Regions from separate parts of the Homo sapiens genome. Here region 2 is linked to region 1. Evidence: chromatin loops called from intact Hi-C (ENCODE). Cell type or tissue: Calu3. All regions are shown on one strand. Links, peaks and the distances in the headings refer to the core of each region. The heading gives the core; the rest is flanking DNA.

Region 1 (9,634 bases), core at 3,413-5,912:
CCAAGGTGAAAGTGTCAGCAGGGTTGGTTCCTTCTGAAGCTGTGAGGGAGAATCTGTTCCAGGCCTCTCTTCTTGTAGATGGCAGTCCCCATCCTCATGTGGCTTTCTCCCTGTGTGTGTCTGTCCCCAAGTTTCTCCTCCTTATAAGGACACAAGTCATACTGGATTAGGGCCCACCCTAATTCCCTCATTTTAATTACTACCTCTGTAAAGACTCTGTCTCCAAAGAAGGTCACATTCTGAGGCGCTGGGGTAAGACTTTCCATATGAATTTTTTGGGATGCAATTCAACACATGACATAAAGACTCCCAGGCCCAGAGGGAGGCAGGAAGTCCGTGGACCCCTGCAAAGGAGTGGGAGCGAGGTACCTTGGAAGAAGAGAAGTAGTGGCTGAATCTGCTCAGGAAGATCTGAGAAGCCTTTATGGGAAGCCACATGCAGGCAGGAGGGAAGGACTGAGCTGGAGTTTGCTAGAGCGGGGAGGTGGGTGGAGGGAGGACACTGTCTGGCTGACCATGTGCCGAGTTCAGGAAGTATGGTTGACCTAGAAGGCTGCCACAGTGCCCTGACAGGGCCATGGGTGCCATGTGGACACTTGGGGAGAGGAGGCTGCAGGCAGGCTGGGGCCCACAGTGCGGCTTGGGCTCCAGCCTGAAGGCCACTTAAGTCTGAAGGCCATGCAGCCTAGAACGGTTTTGCCCAGGGCAGGAACAAGATCAGATCTGGGCTTAAAAAAATTCATTCACATTCACTCATTTGACAAATATGTATTAGTTGGTTCTTTATTGAGGGATCTTGGGCCCTGGAGTCATTCTTCTGTTGATGAGCTAAGTGACCTCAACTAAGTTATTTAACCTCTTCAGACTGTAGAATTGGGACTTAATAGCAATGCCTGCCTCCTAAAGTTCTGGGATGAGGAGGTGTCATAAGGGACTTGAAAACTTGGCTTAGAACCTGCTGTAGAGTTCAGTGTTCACCAAATATGAGCTACTAGGATGGAGGAGACAAGAGGAGGAGAAGGAAAAAGATGAAAAGAGAAAGGAAGAAAAGGAGGATGGGGAGAGCCGGTCAGATACAAACCCAAGAACCGTGCACTGAGGGAAGGACAGGGAGGAAGACCAGGGGGTCTCTGAGCATAGGCCATCCAACCCAGGGAGGCCTGACCTATCCATGCTGGATGTGAGCATGGAGAGAGAGTCAGGGAGCCTGCAAGGGGAGCTGGTGTGAGGCCAGGAGGAGCTGAGTGTCCTCCAGGGGCTTGAGTGACACATTGGGTGTTGGCATCTTTCTCTGAGCAGGTACTTCCCTACCTGTGGCCAGCAGACAGCCACTGGCTGAAGGGAAGGGCCGTTTCTATATTTCTGGTGTGCACACACAGATGATAGTTCCTGCAGATAAGCTGTCCCTGGAAGCCTGGTCTGTTCCCTTGGCTGCTCTTGGTGGAATGGATTGGGTTTTGGGTGCTCTCAGAGATAGTGTCCTCTGGGTGCTGGCACCAGCCTTGCCTCGCTTGGTTTAGGAGTTGCCATGCTTCATGGGGCAGTCAGTGTATATTTTCTTGGGGCCTTTCAATGGTCCCTGTCATTTTAATTGCCTCCTGTCGCTCTGCAGGAGGACTCAGAAATGTGTTGAGAAGTGGGATCCAGCTCTGCTTGGAGCCTAGTCCTCCTGAACCTGAATTGACTAATCTGTGAAATGGGGCCTCATAGACCCAAGGCTGGTGTGTCTGCTGTATGCTTTCTGACTGGAAGGTGTCCAATTCTTACAGGCATCTCAGGTTGTTGTGGGGGAAAGGAAATGATGACCATGAGCAATGGTGGGCTGGCAAGCATGTAACAACCAGCTATCTGAAAAAAATTCTGGTTTGTAGTGTTTGCCAATTTCTTTGGTGTAAATACTTCCACCATGGCCAATTTCAAGCCACCAAAGGATGTCACTGAACCCTGAGTCAGGAGCTCCTGAGACGTGCCATTGCTGCATCTGGGAGCAGACACAGCACACAGTCAGTGGGGGCCATTAATTATTGGCATTATTTTTTATCTTAGAGGACTGAAAATGTCACGCTGATCTGCTGAATGAAAGAAGTAAGCAAACATATCGGAAGCGGATAGTATGGTTTGCTTCCAAACTAAGCCAAGCTAAGAACACTCACATACACTATCTTGTTTAGTCCTCACATTCTTTTTTTTTTTTTTTTTGAGATGGAGTTTTGCTCTTGTTGCCCAGGCTGGAGTGCAATGGCACGATCTCAGCTCACTGCAATCTCTGCCTCCTGGGTTCAAGTGATTCTCTTGCCTTGGCCTCCTGAGTAGCTGGGATTACAGGCTCCCGCCACCATGCCTGGCTAATTTTTGTATTTTTAGTAGAGATGGGGTTTCACCATGTTGGCCAGGCTGGTCTCAAACTCCTGACCTCAGGTGATCTGTCCGCCTTGGCCTCCCGAAGTGCTGGGATTATAGGCATGAGCCACTGCACCCGGGCAGTTCTCGTATACTTCCATAGCATGGAGCTTTTACTCTCGTTCTGTAGATGAAGAAACTGAGGCTCAGAGAGCTTAACCAACTTGTGTAAGTCCCCAGCCAATAAGTGGCAGATGGGACCTTGAACCATGAGGAGGAGGAAAGTGGTCAGTAGTAATATTAATAGAAAACCTTCACTGAATGTTTGTCATGTGTCAGGGACACTCCCTCATATAATTCTCACAACAGAATTACTTACAAGGTGGGCATGATACTCTGCCCAAAATAAAGATGACACAGCAGAGGCTCAGAGAGGTTAAGGAACTCACCCTAGGTCACACAGCTAGAGAGTGGTAAAGCTGTAACTTGAGCCCAGGTCTTTCTGCTTCTAACACTCAGATTGCCACACCACCCTTGTACTGCAGTGATCACATTATGTCTTCTACAGTCTGCTATTGGTAAAGATCTCTATTCTTAGTCCCCAGACTTATATAAAATATCACTTACATTGTGGATGCCCCTCCAAGTGCACATGGGTATGAAGAAATGCCTGACACAGATGGTGCAGGAGAACAAGGGGCTGCCTTGGGCTGGGCCACTGTCAGTGTCCATGGCCTTGGGCAAGTCTCAGCCTGTCCTTGCATCTGTGGACACAGAGGCTGGGCCTCTAGGAGAGGCTGGTGGTGAGCCTCCAGTTCTATTGTCCCCCATCAGCCTGGGGCAGTCACTGACATCAGCGATACCTGCAGGGAGAGCCACTGAGTGAGCGTCCGTCCCCTGGGAGTCGTTGCTGGTGGCTGGTGAAGAGAGAGGATTCGGCCTTGGAGAGGCTGGATTTGGGAGCCTTTCCTTCACCATCTCAGGAGAAGAGAAAGTATCACAGGGCACCTGGCAGGTGAATGGCCAATGAAAAAAGAGTTTTGTAGAAAGTTTCCCATGCTCTGCAAGACTCTGGCTGAAGGAGGGTAAAACAGTGGGGCTGGGCTGGGGCTGGACTGGGCTGGGCTGGGCTGAACTGAGCTGAGCTGGGCTGGGGTTAGGGCTGGGCTAAGTAGGGTTGGGGCTGGGCTGGGGTGAGCTGGGACTGGACTGGACTGGACTGGGCTGGGCTGGGCTAGGGCTGGGCTATGGCTGGACTGGGCTGGGTTGGGTTGAGGTTGGGCTGGGGCTGGGCTGGGCTGGGGCTGGTCTCATCTGGCCTGGGCTGGGCCAAGCTGGGCTGGGTTGAGCTGGGCTAGGTCTGGTCTGATCTGGCCTGGTCTGGTCTGGGGCTGAGGCTGGGTTGGGGCTGAGGTGATCTGAACCGAGCTGAGCTGAGCTGGGGTTAGGGCTAGGCTGGGCTGGGTTGGGTTGGGTTGGGGCTGGGCTGGGTTGGGTTGGGTTGGGTTGGGGCTGGGCTGGGGTGAGCTCGGGCTGGGCTAGACTGGACTGGGCTGGGCTGGACTGGGCTAAGTCTGGTCTGATCTGGTCTGGTCTGGGGCTGAGGCTGGGTTGGGGCTGAGCTGATCTGGTCTGGTCTGGGCTGAGGCTGAAGCTGGGACTTGGCTGGGCTGGGCTGGGTTGGGTTGGGTCTGGGCTGGGGCTGGGGCTGAGCTGGGCTGGGTCTGAGCTGGTCTGGTCTGGTCTGGGCTGAGCTGGGCTGAGCTGGTCTGGGCTGGACTGGTCTGGTCTGGACTAGGCTGGTCTGGGCTGGCCTGGTCTGGTCTGGACTAGGCTGGTCTGGGCTGGCCTGGTCTGGTCTGGAGTGGGGTGGGCTGGGCTGGGCTGGGGTACTGCTGGGATCCAAACTGTGTCTGCTCTGGCAGAGGTGAGAGGTGGGTGGTTGTTTAGGGAGGTGGGGGCTGGGAGTGGGGCTCCAAGGGTCTTGGGAAGGGGAATGAACACTGGCCTTGAAGGCAGAGACTTGGGGTCTTGGCAACTGTGATCAAGTTACTTTACTGCTCAGAGCCTCAGCCTGCCCGTCGGTAGAGTAGTTGTGATAGCACAGCCCCCAGAGTGGAGGCTGAGGTAAGGAATAGACACAGAACCTGGTATACAGGAAGCACTCAGTGGACAGCTATTGTCTACCTCTCCATTAAGGTCCTTGTCACATCTCTCTTTGCAAATGGTCATGGACTAAGGCTGTTATTTGACATTCCCTGTGCTCCTTTAGCCCCAAGCCTAGGGAGGGCACTGGCAGGTGGCCCTGGGACCGCCTCTCCTCCTGGGAAGCCCCGCGTGTTTCCAGGCTCTGGAGCAAGCCTCCCAGAGCTGGAAGGCGCCGTTGTGTACGTGGGCCGCCGCCCTCCACCGCCCTCCGCCGCCAGGGCTCTGCAGACGCTGGCTCCCAGGAGCCGGGACAAAGCCCTATTATGCAGGGTGCTCACACTCACGTCTGAAGCGTGTGAACCTGCCGACCCGCCCGCCCGGCCCACAGAGGCTAGAGTGGCTCTGCCCAGCCATTGTTCCCACAGGGTAAGGGAGGTCACCCGGGGTGAGGCCGCCCAGGGCGTCTTTTGAGGCTGCGGAGGATGAACCCTCTTTTGCTGGGATGGGAATAGCTGTTCTCTGTCTTCCTCTTGGTGTAGTCTTGGTTGAAGGTGGCAGGCTCTGATCTGGAAGGAAGGATGCCCAGGCTCTGTTTAGCACCGGGAGGTGGGAATGCCGGGTCCCAGGGTGGCTTTTGGAATGGAGTAGGTGTGTAGCTGGAGGATGTGGAACTTGCCGGAGCAGCAGAGGGGTAAACCACATCCACTCATCCCGTCAGTAACTATTTGTTGAGAGCTCACGATGGGCCAGGCACTGTGGATGCAGTAAGAACAGGTACAAATCTCCACTCTCACGGAGCCTGTCTTCCAGGGAGGACTTCTAGAAGACCTCGCCTGGCCTTTTCTGGCTTTCCAGCTCTATGAAATGATTCACTTTTCCACTGGACACTTATTAAGCCTGAGGGATATTCATTCATTCATTCATCCACTCATCCATCCATTCATTCATTCAACAAATGCTTATTGAGCAGCACCTACTATGAGCCGCACCCTTCATTAGCAATCAGGTTGTCTTAGCTTTGGTTGTCCCAGACAAATCCTGAGACAAGGACTCCTGTGTTGGGTGGTTTATTAGGATGCACTTCCAGAAGAAACCAGTAAGGGGTGGAGGTAGGGGGTGAAGAAGAGGTCAGGGGACTCAGCCACAGAGGGTGAGATTTCAGGGACACTTCCAGTCTCAGCCTGATCTCCTGGGGGAGCTCTGGGGGTATAAATTGTAAATTGTGCCTCAGAGCTTGTCCCGAGTTTAGGCAAGGAGCTGGTGGCCCCAGGGCCTCACCAGGGCTCTTAAACTTGGGGGCGCTTGGGCTCTCTGAATGCAGCTAGGGTAGCTCAGGTAGCCCAGGCCTGTCCTCTAAAGGGAGTCACAGGCGTAGGTGGATAGAGGCGAAAGTGATAGAGGCCATAGAGCCAGGAAAGGCTCACCCAGAAATGTGAAATGAAAAGTGCCCCCAAACTGGAACCAGCCTTGCCCAGGATGGAGCCTTGGCAGAACAACCAGGTGGGGGCGGGGACTTGTGAGTCAAGCACTCCCTAGAGGCCCTACCTCCTTTATCCCCCAGCCTAGGGAAAGAGGCATCAGGGAGGTCTTCTTGGAGGAGGTGACCCTATGGGTGCAGTGGGTGCAGAACGATTGCTATACAAATACACACACACATACACACACACACGCAAACGCATGCAGAAACTTGTGGCAGGGTTGGGATTTGAACCTAGGTCTGCTGATTCTAAAACCTGTGTTTATTTCATTTTGCTTTTCTCTACATTAACATTTTTTCACCCAAGGTCATGATTTCATAGAGTGGGTTGAAGGCGTTTTAGTGGTCGTCGCAGCCAGCTCCTTTGGGTTTCAGGCTGGGGAGCTGAGTCTGGGAGAGGGGCGATGGCTTCCTAGTGTCACACAGTGGTTTAGCGCCCGAATCCTGGCCTCAGAGTCCCAGCCCCAGACTTGCCAAGCCTCAGTTCCTGCTGACTCTTGCATCATGGGATTTTGGGCTCTGTGAGTCTGCAGTACAGACAGGACAGGTTATGTCCTTCCGGGAAAGGCCCGGAGGTTATTTGGATGCAAAGATGAAGAAAGGCTAATGGGATAAGCAGACAGCGTTTGTCTGTCTCCTGCAGCAGAGCAGTGGGGATTTACCCTGTGGGAACAGGTAATCCTGGTAGGGGCGGGTTTACAAAGTCCATTTTGTCCATGTTGACTAGTAAATTGGCTTAAGGCTTGCAGTTCGGCCATTCACCATCCTGGACTTGCATGAAAGGTGAAAACAACCTTTCTAAGCCCCTTCATACCCATCCCACCACTTTTAGGGGTGGAGAGTGAAGATCACTTGAAAGAAACTTCAGCTAGAAAATAAGTCTGTGCTCCTCAGCTTCGCCTGGAGTGCATTTCTTATCTGTGAGTAATGACTTTTTCACAATCCACCTTTTATACTCATTTCAATAATGTGCCTTGGGAAGCCAAGGTTCTCTTAAAGGAGAAGGCCTTATTTATTTCCTGCTCTGGTTTGGGAGTGACGCAACTGAGCCAAGAGTCCAGGCAAACCTTGGAAGATTCATCCTCCAACCCACTTTCCCAGCCCTGAAAAATTAAACCAAGAATATGTCCCTTCAATCTTGACCAGAAAACCAAACAGAACAAAAGGCCCAAAGCTCCAAGCCCCAACGATTTCAAAGCAAACACAGCTTCAGGGGCTTTTGAAGGTGGAAGGTGAAAGCCCCAGACAGCAAAATACACTATATGTCGTGGTTGCCTTTGGTCACAGCTGCTGGCTGGCGATTCTGGGACAGGTGGTCACAGGGCCAGCTAGCAGAGCTGGCTGGCAGCAGCCTGGTTCCTGCCACAGTAGGCTGAGATGCTGACCTGTCCCTCGATCTCATGTCCCTGTGGCATTCCCAGTGTCCATCCGCCTCCCTCTTCAGATGGGTGGGATGTTTCCTGATTCTCTGCAGCTTGCTGATGGAGAGGCAGTGCCTCTTAAGCAAGGTGTTAACCTGTATTGACGTACTCCGCAGGGACTTTATATGCATTGTTGCAATTCATTAATAAGAGATGGTTACTTATTTACTTATTTTCTAGGTTGGTAGGAAATGAAGGCTGGGAGAGGCAAAGCCAATTGGCTCAAGGTCATGTCCGTCAACATTTCTCTAAAGTTCTGCTTTCCAGACCACAGCAAGTCAGTAAGATCAAGACCGTCTTAGAATAAGTTCTTGACAAAAAGAATAAACCTCCGTCTCACCCACTCTCTTCCTCTTGTCCTTCCACGGAGAGTTTGGGGTTGGTTTTCACCACAATCATTGATCTTTTACTTTTTTGCTCTTTGAAAATATCTGTAGCTGTGGGTCAGGCATAGTAGCTGAGTGAGGATGTATATATGTGTGTATATATATATATATATATATATAATATATATAATATTTTTTGGTCGGAGGGTGTGTGTCCAAATATTAACTTCTAATCCTCTCCCAGGAAGGAGATAAACAGTCCCACAGGACTCACGCGGAATATTTTTTAGCGTCTTGCACTTTTGGTAAGTGACAGTTTTGCAAATTGCGGGTAAAGAACTTAAATGTCTAATTAAATCCTGAAGATGTACAGGAGTTTGAAACGAGTGATTGATGCTCACGGAGGTGCGGCTTCCTGACAGAGGCTGCCTGACAGGGACTGCAAAGCCCGTTCAGCAACTGATGTCTTGTTGTGATCCATGTTGTCATTTTTTCATTACTGATTAAAATTAAAAATCTGCTTGGCAAATCCATTGTAAAAATTCCCTTCATGAGCATCGACGGGTACAAATTATTTTGTCAATCGTCTGGCAATCAAAATGGGGCTGGAGATGGTTTCTAGCCCACACTTCTTTATTATCTCCCTCTCGCTCACGCCAGTGACTTTTCACAACAAAGTTTTAAAAAGCGTAGGTAGCAGGCTTGGCAGCGCTTAAAAATTAAAGATTTCTCTCTATTTTTTAGTGAAATGTTCTGTTTGTGTGCACCCCCTCCCCCCACTGAGAGCGGAGGGGAAGGTTCGTGGTGGGAGAGTCAGTCTGCGCTCTGTAATTGTCTAATGCTGTGTAATGACAGGTGAATAATAGTAATAAAAGCCTTTATTAGGATAAAAATCTGTTTTGAGAATGGAAGCGTAAATTGTCTAAAACTGCGAGGCAGAAAAAAAATCTTGCTAACCTGCAAACTGAGTGGAAAATATTTACAGCAACTTCATTAGGATGGTTTTTGACTTGGTATCCACGTGTCATGCGGAGGATGAGGGAGGCGTGGGAAGGGAGGACATACAGGTGGCGTGGAGCTGTGCATGGTGTCCTGGGAGACAGAAGACCTGGATTCCAGGCTTAGCTCTGTGCTGGGTGCCCTGGGTAGGTCAGTTCCCCTCCCTGGACCCTAGGTTCCTATCTTGCAAGTAAAGTGATCGGCTCGCTTAGCCAGTTCCTGCATCCTCTCCGACACACGCTCTGCACATGTGTTTATTCATCTGAAGCCTGGAAGTCAGCAGGCATTTAAAGATCCTCAAGATTCATCCTCTCATGCATTCTGTGGTATGGGAAAGAGACCATCCCTGGGTTTGGAGCCTGAAGCGCTGCGCTGGAGCCTGGTCAGCCACGTATGTGTTCTGTGTCTTGAGGAGTTTACTCATGTCTTTGAGCCTTAGTCCCCTGAGTCTATGAGCAAACAGCCGAGGCACACCCAACACCATGCCTACCACATGGTAGGCACTGAATCTATGAAAAAAAAAATTAAAAAAATCACAATCAGGCATATAAAAAAATCTTTGAAGGCCTCTGAGTAAGAAGACTGTATGTGTGTGTTTCCCAGGGCCCCAGACCCCCAAAGCTCCCACAGGTGACTCCAACATGCCACTGGGTGCTTGTATTCTACTCAGTGGAGTTGGAGGCATCTGCTGTTGGCTGTCAGTATCTCCAGGGCAAGAATTGATCACATCTATTTTGGGATCCCCACAGCCCAGCCCATTGCCTTGCACCAACTAGGTGCTTTGCATATGATTTGGAATAAGGAATGAATGCCTGATGGAAGACGCTAGAAGGGAACACAGGAGCATGAACCTCCCCAAAGGAGGCTTGAACCAATTGCCTGGGCTGGGATCTCCACAGCATCCAGTTCTGATCCTCATAAGC
Region 2 (9,634 bases), core at 3,906-6,405, 250 kb after region 1:
TATATCAAATACAGATGAGGAAGACATAATCCCAGAAACTGAAGAAAATCCTTAGCAACTGCTGCTTTGTGTTATCTAAAATATAATATGATCATAGGTTTAGTAAAATAGGTAGTCAACAAGGTGTTAGTGACATCACAAGATGGAAAGAACATGATAGGATAAAGTTAAGAAAACCACATGATTACTGAAACAACAGCATGCCAGAATCAATAAATAAATCACAACAAAGAAAAGAACTATGTGGTTGAAATACTGAATTAACTGATATTGGGAAAATGCTTGAGAAAATCTAAATGAATGCAGAAAAAAGAGATTGACTCAATCAGAGGAAAGATAATAGACAAAGATAATGTCTTATATGACTGATCTGTGGCCCTAAAATCTAGAAATCAACAAATGGGACAACTGTTCATAGTCCTAATTAGAGGAAAAAATTCTCCTGAAGAGAGGAAAGAAATTTATTCATATTAAAAGACCACACTACGTTTTACAAAAAGTCAATAAAGAACATTTGACACCAAGACATATCCTGTTTAGTTTATTGAACACCAAAAGCATGTGGAATTTTTCAGACATCTGAGTGGGAGAAAAAAATCAAGATTTAGATTTTCCCGCAGCAACATGTCACACCCAAAGACAGGGAGCAGTACATAGAGTTCTAAATGATATGAGGTATGAATCAAGAATCTCATTGCAGGTAAGTTGTATTTCAGGTATAAATGCAACAGGCAGATATTCTGAAACCTGAAAGAAGTTATGCAATAGAGTCCTGTCAGGCCTTAGGAAGAAATAGTGTTCTATGTTAAAGTCCAGCAAATCAGAAGGTGATCAGAAGATGGTTGCACAGCCTTCAGTGTCCCCAGAAGGCTGATATATAAAGTTCTGAGGGAAATAAATGTGACTTCCAGCTCCAGATTTCACAACCAGCCAGATCACTTGAAGGCAGGGGCTAAGTCTGATTTTTCTCCGTAAGTATAATGACACAAATGATCAAAAACAAACAAACAGAAAACATGGACTATCAATCGAACAGTAGAATCTCAAGAAACACAGCATGTTAGTGCCTTTCTTTTTTTTCACCCTCTCAACCCGGCTTTTCCCATAAGTGCCTTTCTTGAAAAAAACAAGAAAGAAATTGACAGCAAATTTCAACTAACCAAGCGATGAATTAAATGAAGAACTCAAGAATGGGGAAGCTGAAGAGAAAGACTGGTGGTAAGCATTGAGACTATAGAGATGTTAGATTAATAGTAAAATCATGTAGGAATTATGGTTATAGATTGGAATGCAAATATTAAAAAACCAACTGATGTAAAAATAATAATATGACTAGCTAGATGAGGGGCTGGGAACATTTTTCTGTAAAGGGCCAGCTAATAAATATTTCAGGCTTTGCAGGCCATGTAGAGTGTGGTCGCATATTTATAAAATTTTATTTATTTATTTACAACCCCATGAAAATTTAAAGAGCTTTCATAGCTCATATGCCATATAAAAACCGGCTGGGGCTGATTTTGGCCCATGGGCTGTAGTTTGCTGACCTCTGACCTAGATCATTGGTCTCTTATCTACCATTAAATCTATGAGTCAACATGGCTTTGCTTTGCATAATGATCCCATTTTCTCCACTCTTGACTATTTGGAAAAGCTCACAATGTGGCTTTAAACAAAGATAAAGAGAGAAAGCCAAGCCGGACCTCACAACTCCAAGTCATGACACAAACCACTCTGCCATTTCACATGCAATTCTAGAGCTGTCCTGTCCAATATGGAAGCCCTTTCCAATATGGCAGCCATTACCATATGTGGCTGGTGAGCACTTGAAATGGGGCTGGTTCAAATGGAGATGTGCTATGAGTGTAAAATAGACACTGAATTTTTAAAACTTAGTATAAATAAAAGAATAGAAGTATCTCATTAATAATGAGTGATTTTTGTATTGATATATGTTGAAATGATAATATTTGGGGTATTTTGAGTTAATTAAAATATATTATTAAAATTAATTGTACTTGTTTGCTTTACTTTTTAAAAAAATGTGGTACTAGAAAATTAAAAATTACATTGTGGCTTACATTATATTTCTATTGGACAGTAGAATTTGAAGCACCTGGCAAGAAGATAAAATAACTTTTCATAAAGATGGAGACTTGCCATGAATGAAACCAGGTGTGTTAGGCAAATGGATTCTTTGTCTTCTGTCCCTTTGTTTTCCCAGTTGAAAGGAGGGTGGCTAGAGTCCCTTAAAAAGAACGTGAGGCTTCTGTTCAAATGGTGGAGGTTTCACCTGTTATCTCCGTGGCCTTAGGAAAGACTGGCATTTTGAGGTTTACTTTCTCATTGAGAAATAGGCAGAAAAGTTTGTGGAGAAGATTTAATACAAATCTCTATATTACAAAACCCTATAAATAGTTGTATAAACGAAAGGGTTCAGTAATACCCGCCTCACCCAGAGGTGGGCTGGTTTCATGAACACCAGGATTTAGAACTCAGCTGAAGGATGAAGCTCTTCGAGGTGGGCGGGTTGTGTCTCCAAATACATCTGCCTTCCCCAGCTCTGTCTTCCTCCCAGTATGTGCCCTACTCTCCCCTACCTTTCTGCACCACTCAGCAGGCTGTGCCACGAGTTCCTTCTGTCATTACTCTTTCTCCTTTCTATGCTGTGCCTGGGCTGAAATAACCCCTTTCTCGCTATCTTCTATTCAGCTCCCAATGAGACTCCGTCAGGCAAGCTTAATCCCTTCTTCTCTGGGCTGCCTGGTCTTCTCACCTCTCCTCCCTTCTCTTCCAGTTTGGCTGTTCCTTGAAGGCGGGGATTATATCTGGTATACCTTAGTAAACCTCACAAACAGCCTGGACTCGGGTCCAGTTGACCCCCGGCGATTGATTGGTAAACAAATGCACGTGCAATGACATTTACTCTCACTTTCAGGCAACTTGTGGAAGAAATCCTTGTAACAAAATCCTCACCTCTGTTGAGAAGTTGCATTGGAAAGACCATTTGGGGGTAGGCATTGATACCCCCAGTTTCTGCATGAGGATGGGGCTGAGAGAAAATGAAAATACTGTCGGTCTTGATTTGAGGCCCCTCAGAAGCAGATGCTGAGACAGAGGATTGTGTGCAAGGACATAGTTTGGAGGGTGGTCCAGGGAGACCTCCTGGAGGTGGCCAAGAACGAGGTCATTTCTGTGCAAGTGTTTCCTGTGGACACACCTAGAGGCTAACCCTGATGGGGCACCCTGGGAGACAGCACAGAGCCTATCTCTGAGCTATCCCACCTAGGTAGGGAAGAAAGCCTGGGGATCTATTCCCCATCGTCCATCCATCATGGTGGAGGCCCAGGGGGAACAGATCTACGTGGAGGGCTAGGTCTCTTAGCATCCAGCTTCTCCCTCCTCCTAGCAGACGAGCACAGCTGCAAGCTGGGCTGGTGTGCACTGCAGGAGAGCAGTGATCATGGGGACACCAATGTGTCTGCTACATCCACACACCCAACATTTTTTTCCTTGTTCATAAAAATGGATTTTGTTTGCAACACCAGTGTGTCAAGGCAACGAATCACATGTGGACTAAGCGAGATATGATCATCCCATCCTGTTAATTTTTGGTCTTCTTTGAAGACAAGCGGTGATTGTGGGACCCAGTTTTGATAATGAGACCAAAAGATAGGGCAGCTCTGGAGGCTTTGGGGAAAACTTCTGCTTTTCTGATCTGACCTATCTAGCACCATGCCCAACCCCTTCTTCTAGAATTTGGTGTCAATATAATTTGTAAAGTCACAGCAGCCTCCTTGGCATCCTGAGTGAAGAATTTTGAGAACCGCCGTCATACCATGCCTACGTTGACCTGCACGCCCTGGTTGTGTGGGGAAAATAATGAGTTAGGTGCATGGGCGCTGGCGCTTAGATTTTCCCTTCCCTGCCAATGAAAGCACTTCCACCTGATGCTCTTGGGGAAAATGGGGGAGGAAACGGGGTGGGGAGGTTGTTTATAGAAGGCCAGGTACTCCAGGATGTGACACTATGGACCGCATGGCTCCCCAAATTTTGGAGAGTAATGTTTTCTATTGCTGCTGTAACAAATTACCATAAACTCAGTGACTTAAAACAACACAAATTTATTCTCTTACAGCCCTGGTGGTCAGAATTCTAAAATCAAGTTGTCAGCAGGGATGGGTCCTTCTGGAGGTTCAGGTGAGAATCCTTTTCCCTGCCTTTTTTAGTTTCTAGAGGCCGCCTGCCTTCCTTGGCTCAAGATCCCCACCTCGCATCACTCGGACCACTGCTTACTTCCATTGTCACAACTCCTACTGTCTGAGCCTGTGTCTTCTTTCATCCCTTATATAACGACACTCATGATTGTGCTGGGTCTACCCAGACCATCAGGATCTTTTTCCTCAAGATCCTTGACTTGATCATATCGGCATAGTTCATTCTACCATAGGAAGTAGCATTCACAGGTTCTAGGGATGAGGACATGGATATGTTTGGGAGGGACATTATTCTACCTATGATAGAAGACACAAGTGGATTATTTTAAAAATAGGGAGCAAGTATTCTTCATGACTGGATACTGGGGCTGGGGGTGGAGGCAGGGGTAGGTATTGCATTTACATGCAGGAGCACCAAGGCAGACAGAAGCAGGAAGTGAGCTGCAGAGACAAGCAGAGCTCATAGGCCCAGGGCTGCGACTCTCGAAATCCTGGGACAAGTTTAAGTGTGAATAGCTGGGGGTGGGGGAGGGGCACAGTGACCACCTGGGTTACATGGATGGAGAACTCAATGAATATACAAATTGGTATCAGTGTTCTCTTCCTGGTGAGGGAAAAACCAAGCTGTCCCCTGCTTCCCTCCTCCAGGGGTTCAGGTGCTGGGCATAGTCTCTTCTGTCCCAGGAGTTTAGATAAGCACTCAGCCTGTGCTTGCACTTGGGGCCGGTCGGGGGGAGCCTCAGGGAGGTGAAGGCCAGGCAGATGTGCACTTCCTGGGCAGCCTCCCCAGACAGCGGGAGGCCTGGGAATTTGGGCCTAGAACAAAGCCTCTCTGCTGGGAGCACAAACAGGCTGCCAAGAATGTCGCTCCACTGGTTCCTGCGCCTGCCCCTCAGAGCCCTGCCCTGGGCAATGTGGAAGAGCATCAACAGAAGGAGAAAATCAATCAAGCCCTGGAAAGCCAACCCCACTGGCACACGCAGCCCTCGTCCTCTCCACTCCTTCACAGCTCCTCAGATAATCTGCCCCATTGGTTTCAGGCCTTTATGCATTTTGTTTGGTTTCTAGAGGTGGGTGGATATTCTGCAGAAGAAAAGGGATTCAGATATACTGGGCGTTCAGCTGAAATAATCCTGTGGAATAACCACTATGACCCTCACTTTTGGAAGGAGGCTCAGAGAGGTTAGGCCACTTGCCCATGGTCACACAGCACACAGGTCATAGAGGAAAGACAATTCTGGTCTCTGTGTGGCCTTCCCCAAACTCCATGCTCTTCTCAGCTGACAGTTGCCTCCTTCCCTCTTTCAACCTGTTAGTGGACATAGACTTGTGGAACAGGCCCATTTCCTCCACCACTAAATAATGGGAAACACAACGGCTTAACTCAAAACAGGGTGGGGGTTGGGAACAAAGCCATGCCAAGATATTTTAAGTCAAACTTCGCGATAAACGGAAATTTGATATTTCTGGATAATTCCCAATGAGCACCCTTCCCCTTTAATTATCTTGTGGTCGCCCTTTCAGAGGTGATTAAAGCTATTCTTTAGTAGATGTGGTTATAGATTGAGTGGGAACCTGGTCTTTCTTGTGGTTTTTATCGTAGCAATTAAATCTGGCCAGCTCATAGAAGCTGTGTGGCAGGAGGGGTTTTATCAAGCAAAATGATTTTCCCCTTCGAGCAATGTTAAATTTAGGAAAAATACAATTAATTATACCAGACAGGTATCTATTATACATTGTGCATGCATTAGAGCTCCTGGGCTCGTTTCACTCAGAGAGGGAGGCTCTCTCCTCCTAGCCTGTGTGTGTCCCAGGCCAAAGCCCTTCACTGAGGGCTGGCGGGAAGCTTCCTGCCCCCTCCCACCCCTCAATTCAACACCCACAACTCTTTGGAAGTAAAAATGAAAGGACTTATGTTTACCAGAACTTTCTCAAATGCTATCAAAGGTGTATTTTGGTGTTTATGTTGATAAATAAGGGTGTTCCCAAATAGCAGAGAAAAAAACCTTTCACCTCTTAGAAGAAGAAAAAGACAAAAAAAAATTCATCTGACCTCTGCCCTCTACTCACTGTGACTCAGGTGGATCCCCCCAAGATCTTCGAGGCTCCTTTTTTCCCCTTCTGCAAAATGAGAGGGTTAGACCAGATAACTTCAAAATCCTGCTCAGCTCAGAGCTAGGAATGTAAACGAAGGCTCAGTGGCACGAAGTCCTGATTCCTCGTTAAAAGACATAATTAATATTTTTTCTCAGGTGCTTGCTTTGTGTTCCTGATGTTGAAAGGGGCTTGGGATTCGTATATGATTATACTGTTTCCTTTTTGCTGGAAGCTTCATTAGCGCTCAGATAAATTTAGGAAGAAGGATTCTTAAACATTATTGATAAGCTTCGCCCATCTGTATTGCCAGTGGGAGCTGGTGTTGAGCATATGCTCTGGAAGTATTTGCTGAGAAACAAAAGGGTGACTTTTGAAGATGTCAGTGATTTGATACCATCTCCTAAACACCAATGAAATGTCAGACATGTCCATTACTCACTCATGCGATGCAGATACATTTTTATAGAATGCACATGTCCAGCTGGTCCATGGACTGGGTTTATGATGCAGCCAGCTTGGGTGCAAGGTCCCAAGTGCTTCCATCTCTTTGTCTGATCCTAGTCCCTTCTCTAACCATCATCTTTCTGTCTCCGTTCCCTTTCCTGATAAACTGGGATAGGTTTACCTGCCAGCTGTCTCACGAGGGTGTTGTGAGGATTAATGAGATAATATTTTTTAAGTGCTCAGAGATCTTCTGATGAAAGAGGCTATAAAAGTACAGAGTGTCACTATTATTATAATTAATGGCATTTCTGAGAGCTTTCAGAGTATACATTGGGTTGCGCCAAAGACAGAGGAGATCCCTGCTTCAGGAGGCAGCCGCCTGTAGGAGAAAACAAGGCGTTAGACTCTGTGTGTGGCCCAGACAGAGGTGACAAGTGGGCTCAGATTCAGCAGTGGGACGGGCGTTGAAAATCTGATTCCACAATAGGGGGTATTGGTGGGGAAAGCGCCTTTGCCGGGAGACAGAGGACTGTCTGCAAAGATGGCTTCCCTTCCAGGGAAGTATGGCCAAGTCGAGGTCAACGTGTGAGCAGATCTCAATGTGGGCACCAAAGCAAGGTGCGTCCCTGGGTGGCTGTTTTTCCTGTTATGCCCTGTACACGAGGGAACCTGCCAAAGAGTCTTGCTCCTCACCACTTTACTCCACAAACAATGACTGTGGTCCTGCCAGGCATCAGGGTTCCAATGAGAAAAGGCATCATCCCTGTTGCAAAGAGCTCAGAATCTGCTGGGGAAGACTGACACATGCTCTAGGCGTGACTGTAGGGAATGGGAGTGCTGTCAAAACAGACGGAAAGCAGGAAAGCCAAGGGCACTGTGGGAGGACAGAAAAGGGTGATTTGACCATACTATGGAAGTCAGAGAAGGAGTCCTAGAGGAAACAGCCCCTGAGCTAACTTCTGCAGGTCCAGGAAGGAAGCTAGAGGGAGGCCAAGAAAGGAGACAGCCCACGCTCGATTGGGGTCGCTGTAAACAGGTGGGCTGTGGGATGAGATGAGGAACCTGAGAGCTGAGCGGGGGCGGCCTGCCAGGAGGAGGGTCTGACGTGAGTTACTGCCACAAGGAGGGGTGAGTAGGGGCCCCAAGGAAATAGCATTTGGGGGACCAGTTCAGGCAGCTGGAGGAGAGGAGGTTTTTTTTTTTCGGTATCTGTACTGCTTGCTCACATGTCTGAGTTGTGGATAAAACTGCAGGGTCTTCCCTGGAAGACTTGATGTATCTTTGGGAAATGAGGGCTAAGTAGAGTGCCAAGCACAGGACCTGCTACATCATTTGTGGGACCCAGTGCACAATGAAAATGCTGAGTCCCTTGTTCAAAAATTAAGAATTTCAAGATGGTGACATCAGAGCATTAAACCAAGATCAGGGTCCTTCTAAGCACAGGGCCCTGTTCAACTGTGCATGTTGAACCCCAGGAAACCACCTCTGACCAACCATGTGGAAGGTGTTCAGTGCCTGGAACAGGACAGCACGGCGCACATGGTGGAAGTATCGGGCCGCTAGGCTGGTCCTCTGGCCATTCTCCTGTGCACATGGACACCATTCTGGTGGCCAGGAAGAGAGCAACAGGTGTTAACATAGAAACGCAGGAAGAAGAAGAAGAAATTCTGGTGGCCCTTCCATATACGTTGGATAGAAGTCACAGAAGGTTTCTTCTGTGTCCAGGGCGGGAGCCTTGCGAGTCAGTTCTTGCCTTGGCACCTGAATGCATATTCTTGCCAGATGTATCAGAGTAAATGGAAGCACTAATTTCTGGAGTTCGTATGCCAGTGATGGTGCCAACACATCGGATCAGCAGGAACTTCCACAGAGAAAACTCTGGCAGATGTATGCGTCTTCCCGGGAGGAGAATTCGAAGTTAATCAATAGAATTCGTATATTAATTCAGAAACACCTTTTGAGCACTGACTTTGCCAGCTTCTTGCCTGGGAACTGGAATGTAGATGGGAGCGAGACACAGTCCCTGCTGTCCTCATGGGGCTTTCATTTTGTGAAACCTGACTAGTAAAGTACCAATTATTGCTAAGGCAAGTAACACAAACTTTCACTGCTCTTTTCTTTATTTAGATGTCTTCATCTACAAAATGCGTTCTATTTCAGTAAACACACAAATATGTGTAAGGTTTCCCATAGTTTGTGTCTTACTTCTGAGCCTACTGAATGTTGTTTTCCCTATAAAATCTTGAGCCTCTCTAGCTGGTCTTTACCTACCAAGAGGATACACAGGAAGATGACATCCTTAGGATGGAAGCAGCCACTCTACTCTGTTGTTTTCCAGAAACGTAGTTTTATATTATATTTAATCATATCCATTAGCATTATTATTGTTGAACTCAATTGGCGTTTGCTTAGATTTTCCTTTTGTGTTTTCCAATCTTGTTCATGGTTCCTTCTTGTATCTCAGACCTCATTGCTGCATCTTTTCCCTTCTCAATTATGTACATCATTTATACGTTTCTTTGGTGAAGTATGTTGGTGGTAAATTCTCACCTTTATTTTTAAGAAATAATTTTGACAGCTTATTACAGTTTTTTAGATCATAAATATCTTGGAAGTTCAAATAAATAGTGTGTATGTGTGTTTGTGTATGCCGGTGTAGGAGTGTGTACATGTGTGCTATAAACCCGAATATGCTCTTTTTCAAGTCATTTGGGTACCACAGCAGTCACGATGACCACTGGAAATGTCATGGGCTCAGTATCAAGAAGACAGAATTTTAATGCCATTTATTAACTTTGCGACTTGGGGAAGACTATGTACTCTCTGTAAGCCTCTGTCTCTGCATTTTTTTTTTTTTTTTTTTGAGATGAAGTCTTACT

Evidence for each region. Peaks named below come from ENCODE experiments on the same cell type or tissue, not always from the same donor. Only the 100,000 strongest peaks of a DNase experiment are listed, where the experiment ranks them.
Region 2: a loop joins it to region 1, with 2.6 times the contacts of the local background. A loop is called at or near these places in 1 of 110 quality-filtered maps.

Annotation. Positions count from the first base shown.
Region 1 is chr14:99,061,718-99,071,351 of GRCh38, reverse strand. The region is part of intron 1 of LOC107984696 (a long non-coding RNA gene); the gene reads left to right. Among named protein-coding and RNA genes, the nearest start is that of BCL11B, 210 kb to the left of the region's middle. In Calu3, for the core only: no CTCF peak of the experiment used is centred there; DNase peaks (open chromatin) are centred at 4,801 and 5,671.
Region 2 is chr14:98,815,095-98,824,728 of GRCh38, reverse strand. LOC105370658 (a long non-coding RNA gene) reads left to right here and starts at 907. Exons shown (of 4, transcript XR_944197.3): 1 at 907-1,218; 2 at 2,099-2,172; 3 at 2,936-3,010; 4 at 4,136-4,542. RefSeq lists an enhancer at 4,604-5,201. In Calu3, for the core only: no CTCF peak of the experiment used is centred there; a DNase peak (open chromatin) is centred at 5,088.